Linked DNA regions of Homo sapiens: regions 1 and 3 are each linked to region 2. A link is a loop called in an ENCODE intact Hi-C map of the cell type or tissue named here. Cell type or tissue: B cell. All regions are shown on one strand.

Region 1 (2,500 bases), 69 kb after region 2:
ACTTGCTGTGTTTCTGACACTACACTAGATACTGGAGACACAGTATAGAAGACAGACAAGCACCCGTCTCCCAGGGAACTTATGGTCTAGAGAGAGAAGATAGGGCAGGGCCTTGGGGGTCACTCTAAGGACTTTCGCTTTTCCTCTGCACACAATGCGGAGCCACAGGATATTCTGGTGCTTCAACAACAGAAGTTTATTGTCTCACAATTCTGGGGGCTAGAAGTCCAAGATCAAGGTGTTGGCAGGGCTGGTTTCTTCTGAGGCCTCTCTCCTCGGCTTGTAGATGGCTGTTTCTTTCTGTGTCTTTACCTGGTCTTCCCTCTGTGTGTGTCTGCATCCTAATCTCCTCTTCTTATAAAGTTGTCCTTATAAAGGACACCAGTCATACTGAATTAAGATCCACCCTCAATGACCTCATGTAATTAATTACCTTTTTAAAGACCCAATCTCCAAATACAGTCACATGCTAAGGTGTTGGGGGTTGGGGCTTCAACATATGAATTTGGTGCGGGTGGGAGAAGACATAATTCAACTTATATGGCATCTAAAACATTCTGCCTAGGGCTGTCAGGTGTAAGTAAGCTGTGCTTCTCTCTCCACTGCCACCAGAGCCTGGGGCTGCGGTCAGTGGCTTGGGCTGGGCCTTTAGAGCCTGAATAAATCGGTCATCAGATATGAGCTGCCCAGGGAGGGGACATGACCTCAGGCAAGACTGCTCTCCTTAACTGGGCAATCTCCAACAGGGACTTTGCTGCACCACCAATAGCTGGGCAGTAAGTCCTTCTTTCCTGAGGAGAGCTGGGCACCCACCCTGCCCCTTTACTCGCTACATGACCATGGGTAAGCTCCTTGCTTTCTCTGAGCCTCAACTTCCAAAACTGGAAAAAAAATAAAATGACTTGCAGAGGGATGATGATGAGATGGGGTCATTGCTGGTATTTTTATTTAGGCAACAATTTATTTTATTGAGCACCTAGTATGTGCCAGGCATTGTTCTAGGCTCTGGGGATATAGCAGTGAATAACATGGACAAAATCTCAGTTAAAGCTGACGTCATTACAGGGACTGCCAGGCACTAAACAAATAAGCAAGTAAAATACATAGCATGTCAGATGCTGATAAGTGCTGTGAAAAAGTAGCAATTAAACCAAGAAAGGGGAAGCGAGAGTGTGAGAGGCAGGGGTGCGGAAAGGGGGATGTCACAATTTTAAATAAGATGGTCAGGGAAGGCCTGTCTATGAAAAGATTTGGCAAGGTAAGGGGGCCCTCTAGATATCTCCGAGCAGAGCTTTGCAGGCAGAAGGGCCGTGAGCATCCCTGACGTGGTTCCTGAATGCACGGCCTGAGCTCAGTGAGCAAAGGGGACCTAGACTGGACATGAGGTCAGAGGAGTGGCCGGGGTCAGCCAGGGCAGGGCCTGGCAGGCCACTGTCAGAACTTCGGCTTTTCCTCCACATGCAACGTGGAGCCACAGGAGTCTTCTGAGTGCAGGAGGGGGCGTGACCTCACTTTGATTTTACTAACACAGGGTAACCCAGGTGACAAGCTGAGATTGCAGCCGGCTCCCCTGCTCCCACCTTCCAGCCCCGCTGGGCCCCACCTAGTAAGCCCTGCCCAAGCCGCCACCCCCTCTCCACACACACACACACACGCGCTCCATCAGTCCCACGCCTGCTTGTCCGTCAAGTCTCAGTCTAGCCCTCACCTCCTCCTTTGGGAAGCCAGCCCAGAGCCCCTGACCTGCCTCATCCCTCCCTCCCCAGAGAACCAGGAGGCAGTTAGGGGACAGGCCTTGGCAATCAAGCGCCAGATTCAAATCCTCCCTACTTAGAATCTCTGAACCTCAGTTTTCTTCATCTGTAAAATGGAGATAATAATAACAGACCATTAAAAACCCACCCTCAGGTAGTAAGTGAAATCCGAAGGTTCAATTGTATAAACTACACCACAGTACCATCACAGGGTCAATGAACAGCAGCATTATCAGCTGCTCTGTGTTGTCCTGAGAGCAAAGACATAAAGCTCACACCGCCCACCACTACCTGAGAAAGGTCCAATGGTCACAGGGCTTGTTTCCTAACCTCCCCCCAACCCCAGTCAACCCAAGACCACCCACACTTGAGAACAGGGGCTGGACCAAGGCTGGCTGCTCATCACCACCCAAGCTATGTTCACCACGTGACCACAGGGCTGTGGCATGGAGTGATGAGACATCCTTGGGTGTGTGCCTGGCACATTGCATGAGTGTCACCTGCTGCTGCTGCTGCACCCATCACGCCATGTAGGAGGATCTCCTTCCTCTTACGCTGCCTCCAGCCTATGAGAGGATGTAGGTAATGACTATGCTCACAAATATCACAAATGCTCGGTATACAGCAGGGGCTCAATAAATGCTTGTTAGAGGCAACCAGAGCACAGCCAGATGTGTGCGTGTGTATGTGCTGACTGTACCATTTTCCAGATGTGTGTCCCACAGCCCATCACTTTGCCTCTCTGA
Region 2 (2,500 bases):
ATCAGTCTTCTGTTGATGAGCCTTGAGGCTTGAGGTAACGTCTGTCAGGTAATGGCAAAGGTAATGTTTATATCCAAAGGTAATGTTATCACCATAATGCTAACTATAACATTATAAATATATTTTTAAATGGCCACAATACCTCAGGGCCCTTGCATCATACTCTGCCGTGTGACTTTGCTGCTCCTCCCTGGGAGAAGTGATTTCTATTTCCCCACCTCTTGAATCTGGGCTGGCTTGTGACATGTTTGCACCAACAGAATGTAATGGATGTAAATTCACACCAGTTATACAGTCTCAGGAGGCACTGCATGTTATCAGATGTTGACGGACACATAGCCTGAACACCCCTCTAACCCTAGCTGATAGCCAGTCAACTACCAGACATGTGATTTAGACCATCCTAAATAAACCAGCCCCAGCTGACCCACCCTTTCTGATCCCAGACACAAGGAGCAAATGCAAAGTTAGCTGAGCTTGGCCCAGATCAGCAGTGCTACCCAGCTGACCCACATGAGCAATACCAAAAGCTTTCTATTTAAAGCCACTGAATTTCGGAGTGGTTTGTTATACCGCAATAGCTATGTGCCTCACTGGCACCTAGGCATAACAATGCATGTAGGTGCTTATTTGTTGTAACACACTGTGATTACAGAAGATTAGAAGCAGCCTCAAGGCTCATCAATAGAACACTGATCAAATAATTACAGGAGAGCCAAACAATGGAATATTATGCAGCTGTTCAAAAGAACGAGGCAGCCCTATGTGAATCAACATGGAACAAACTCCATGATGCATTTTTAAGCGAAGCAGCAAGAGGCAGAAGAGTATACAGAGCAAGCTACTATTGATCCTGTAAAATACTTGCATTTGCATGGACTGTCTCCGGGTGGGTACACAGAAACATGTAACAATGGCTGTCTCTAGGAAGGGGAACTGGGTGCCTGGGGAACAAGAGTGGAAGCGAGACTTCCTTTTCACGCTATCCTCTTTTTTATCTTTTGAATCGTGTAAATGTGTTATCCATTCAAAAATAAATAAAACCAGAATGTAAAAACTCCTATGCCTTTCAAATGCAGAGAGCCTTATTATTCTCTTTCCAAGACTCCCAAGATCCACCGGGACCAAAAAACAGCAGTCAGGGAACAATTCCGATTTTCCCTCCTCTCTCCCCCACAGCCCCCACCCGCGCAGAGCGAAGCTGGCTTCTCCGGTAAACCCCTGCTTGTGAGTTGCGCCCAGGCGACACTACCTCGCCTGCCACCGGAGGGCAGCGCGAGGCTTCCTTCCCGGGGAGGAACTGCGGCGAGACGGTGGTCGGCCCTGAATAGCAAGCTGGCTCCTAGATCAAAGGCTCTGGCATTCCGTTTTTGCGTGCATGTTTGTTTGTTTTCTTTCTTTCTTCTTCCTCTTCTTTATTTTTTTAAAGGTCTCGACCCAAGAACCCCATTCCAGGCAGTAGGTTCGCCAGCCATTGCTTGTGCGTCTTCGCGGAGAGAGAGGGGGGAGATGCCCCGGCGCTCCTTACCCGGCTGGATAAGACCCTTTGGGGAACTTGCTGCTTCGCAAGTCTTACTTGTGAGGACCCGGAGGGTTTGCCTTTGACCCCGCCTGTGACCTTAAGAAAACCCCTTTCTACCCTGCGCCTGTCCCACAGCTGGAAGTGATAATTTTAAGAATGAATTAAGCACTCGGTGTGTGACACTGCGGCACTAAGCACTTTCTGGACTGTGTTAGGCCCCATTTTACAGACGGGGAAGCTGAGGCCTCCAGAGGCGGAGTAACCTGCTCATGGTTACAAAGCTGGTCAGCGGCGGGCAGGATTTGAATCCAGGGTTCCCGGTTCCTAATCCTCTGCTTTTACCACTTAATTTATCCTGCCTCCAAGGGCTGCTGGGAAAAAGGCGGATTTCAAAGGAGAAGCAGCTAAGGAAAAGCTCTGGAAAGGGCCAACGGAGCGGATATTCCCGGAGCCCCTCTGCGAGCCACGCGCCCCTCTGGGAAGCCCGCTTCCCCCTGCAGACAGGCGCTGTGACACGCTTGCGCCCCGGTCGAACAGGCGAAGAGGCCGAGGCCCAGAGCGGCGCAGGGCGAGCCTGGAGGCTGCGCCCCAGACCTGGACCAGCCACGGACGCCGCTCCCGCCGCTCCCTCCGCTCCGCTGCGCTCCGCACGCTGGCGCCGGCTCCCCGAGGCCCCGGGCGCCCCGGCCGCACGCCTGGGTAAAAGGTCCCGAGGAGTCCGCAGAAGCGCGCCCACGCCCGAGACGGCCGTTTCCGCCGGCCTGGGAAAGGGGCGGAGAAGGGGGTCGCCCGGGCCGCAGCGTGCCGGTCCCCGCCGGCCGAGCCGTGTTTGGGGCCAGTCCCCGCACCCCGCTTCTTCCCCACCTGGGGAGCGGGGCGCCGCGGTAGGGGCACTGGAGCGCACGATGCACCCCGCCAACGAGTCCTTTCTGCAGACGGGGTTCCTGTTTTCATGCAAATGCCTTTGTTAGCGCACCG
Region 3 (2,500 bases), 200 kb after region 2:
ACACTTTAAAATAGGGCTTTATGGGGCTGTGGACTCCCAGTACCCCTTCTCCCCCACCCACCCCCATTGTAGACATGATCATCCTGCATCACCTATCTGCCCAGTGTTTCCAGCTAGCAAGAAATGCCAAGTGGGGACATCTGGAAAAAGGAATATTAGCTTTGGATTCCAAGAGATGGCAAAATGAAGATGTCACTAATAGTCAGTGAAAAGCTGGCTCATTCTTCCTCTCTTTATTCACTTCCCCTGGGCTCCATTTTCTGCCTCAGCACCTGCGCCGCCTCATGCTCGGTAGCAGGAATTTGCTTTTCAGCACCACGGACAGCGATTGGCTGGCAGCCGGGGAGGCGAGGAAGCCAGAACGTGGGACATTCATGCAACCAAACAAATATTTACTGAGCACATCCTGGGGGCAGGCATACTGAAGAATACAGAGATTTATGTGGTCTTGACCTTTAAATCACTTAATCTCTTCGAGTCATCAATATTCCTAAACTGATACAGCTGGGGCAAGGCCCCGAGCCTCCTGATACTTGGAAAGTGTGGAGAATCAAAGGGAAAATGTTTCCCTTCTCAACAGTTGTTAAATTTATGCTGTGTATTTGCATATGTTATCTAATACTCTCATTAGACTGTCACCCTAAAAACAAACAAAAAAGCAGAAAACAGGTACTGCAATGTTGTATTCACCATTATACCGCAAGTACCCAGCACGGTGCCTGGCCCATAGTAGACACTCAATAGGTTTTTAATAAATGTGTGGATGAATGAATCCTCACAAAATCCTATTTTACCCATTTTTATTTTACCCCTATTTCATAGATGAGAAAACTGGGTCTCTGAGAACTCCCTTCTCGTGACAGCTATTAAGCGGCAGAGCTTAGGTTTGAATCCAGGACCTCCTAATTTCATGCTGTGCTGTCAAGCAGAGCCACTTAACTATGCGCTGGGCACTCTCGGAGCCTAGAAAAGGTGCCAGCTTGGGAGAGGCTGATTCTAACAATAGCACTGACTCACTATTCAACCTTGAGGGAATCATGTTTTTCTTTCTGGCCTCAACTTTGCCATATGTAAAATGGAAAAGGAGATTGTGTGGCTAATGGGTCCCCTCCCCACCCCACAAATGGCTTATAAGGGGCTCCCCGGAAGGCTTGGATCATGCGTTTGTTGCAGCTGGACCACGCGACCAGCAGGGGGCGCTATAAAATGAATTAAAACATCCTTCCCTTGCCTCCGCAGGGCGTCAAATGAGAAGCGTATTGATATCCCAGCAGACCTCAATATCCTTTTTCATCTTCCCGCTATAACCAGAATATGTGCGCAAGCAGTGCAGGAGCTCTTCTTTTTAGAGTGCAAAAAATGAACTTCAACCCCTCTCGAGAAGTGAGTAAAGAGGCAGCCCTAGGACACAGAGACAGTGCAGTGAGGCTGCCGTGACTTATCGCCCAGGAACCCACTGATTGAGTAACTTTGGACAAAGCCTCGAGCAAAGATAACTGTTTAAGTGGCTGCGGCAGCGGAAAAATCAGTTTGGCTGATTGATGTCCTGGGTTTCTTGTTAGTGGGTGGCTTCCAGCCATGGCTCTGCCTCAGCTCCCAGAATTACTCCAATAAGTGATTTGCTCATCCCTAACTCTTCTGAGGGGGTGGGGAGAGGGAGCTGAATCAGCCTTCTCACAACCCTGACTGGGATTTAATAGGGGACTAGTGGGCATTGGTGCACTGGGGGCAATGTGGGGAGAGGAGCAGATTTGTCAGGCTTGGCAAAAATATCTGGCTCCTGCCTGTGGGTGTGGAGGGGAAAATAAAGTCAGAAAAGAAGCGATTGCAGAGTGAATGTCTTTCAATTATTTGAAAAGAATGCAAATCAAATGTGTCACGAAGGCTGTTTCTGTAATCAAATCCTAGTCATTGAAATCTAGATTGACCAAAGTGGGTCTCCAGATTGAAGAGCAGTAACGGGGGAGCTTGGGAGATTTTTGTCAGGGAGCCCTACTCAGTGTAGGAGTCACCCGGGATCATCAGAAGGGAGCAGGCTCTGCAATTAACCAGACCTTGATTCAATCGTGGCTCTACTATTGACTGTCTGCAAGGCCTGGATCTAGTTGCTTAATCTTTCTGAAACTCAGCTTCTTCATTTGTAAGATGGGAGAATACTAATAATATATCTACTCTTTCAGCTCTCTATTCTTGCATATTAAACCACATTAACACTTCGTGGGATAACAAAGCAATCATTCGATTATGCTCACAGAGTCTTAGATCAGAAATTTAGACAGGATATAACAGGTATGGCTGTGTCTGCTGCATGATGTCTGGGGTCTCAGACTGGAAAACTCAAATAGGTGGGGGTTGGAATAACCTGAGACTTTTTCACATGGTCCCAGGCAGTGTTGCCTCAAAGGCTGGGTTCAGCTACAATGCCTTACCTTGGCCTCTCCAGCAGGATTCTAAAAGCTAGTGTTCCAGTGAACAGGCAGAAGTTGCATGACCTTTTATG

The links. A loop is a pair of places that touch in the nucleus more often than their neighbours do. Peaks named below come from ENCODE experiments on the same cell type or tissue, not always from the same donor. Only the 100,000 strongest peaks of a DNase experiment are listed, where the experiment ranks them.
Region 1: it touches region 2 in a loop (10-fold over the local background); 24 of 110 quality-filtered maps call a loop at or near these places.
Region 3: a loop joins it to region 2, with 4 times the contacts of the local background. A loop is called at or near these places in 2 of 110 quality-filtered maps.

The regions. Positions count from the first base shown.
Region 1 is chr20:1,869,867-1,872,366 of GRCh38, forward strand. LOC124904857 (a long non-coding RNA gene) reads right to left here. Exons shown (of 3, transcript XR_007067496.1): 3 at 925-2,320. Among named protein-coding and RNA genes, the nearest start is that of SIRPA, 24 kb to the right of the region's middle. RefSeq lists an enhancer at 1,002-1,161. In B cell, no CTCF peak of the experiment used is centred here; DNase peaks (open chromatin) are centred at 1,185 and 2,225; H3K27ac peaks cover 696 bases; H3K27me3 peaks cover 304 bases.
Region 2 is chr20:1,801,226-1,803,725 of GRCh38, forward strand. No RefSeq gene overlaps it. Among named protein-coding and RNA genes, the nearest start is that of SIRPA, 93 kb to the right of the region's middle. RefSeq lists a silencer at 2,147-2,396. In B cell, CTCF peaks have their summits at 1,256 (motif pointing right) and 1,264 (motif pointing right); DNase peaks (open chromatin) are centred at 1,286 and 2,486; H3K4me3 peaks cover 1,401 bases; H3K27ac peaks cover 1,336 bases.
Region 3 is chr20:2,005,693-2,008,192 of GRCh38, forward strand. It overlaps PDYN-AS1 (PDYN antisense RNA 1), which reads left to right. Exons shown (of 4, transcript NR_134520.1): 4 at 1,240-1,825. Among named protein-coding and RNA genes, the nearest start is that of PDYN, 13 kb to the left of the region's middle. RefSeq lists a silencer at 231-525. In B cell, CTCF peaks have their summits at 1,148 (motif pointing right) and 1,162 (motif pointing right); DNase peaks (open chromatin) are centred at 319 and 1,199; H3K27me3 peaks cover 1,141 bases.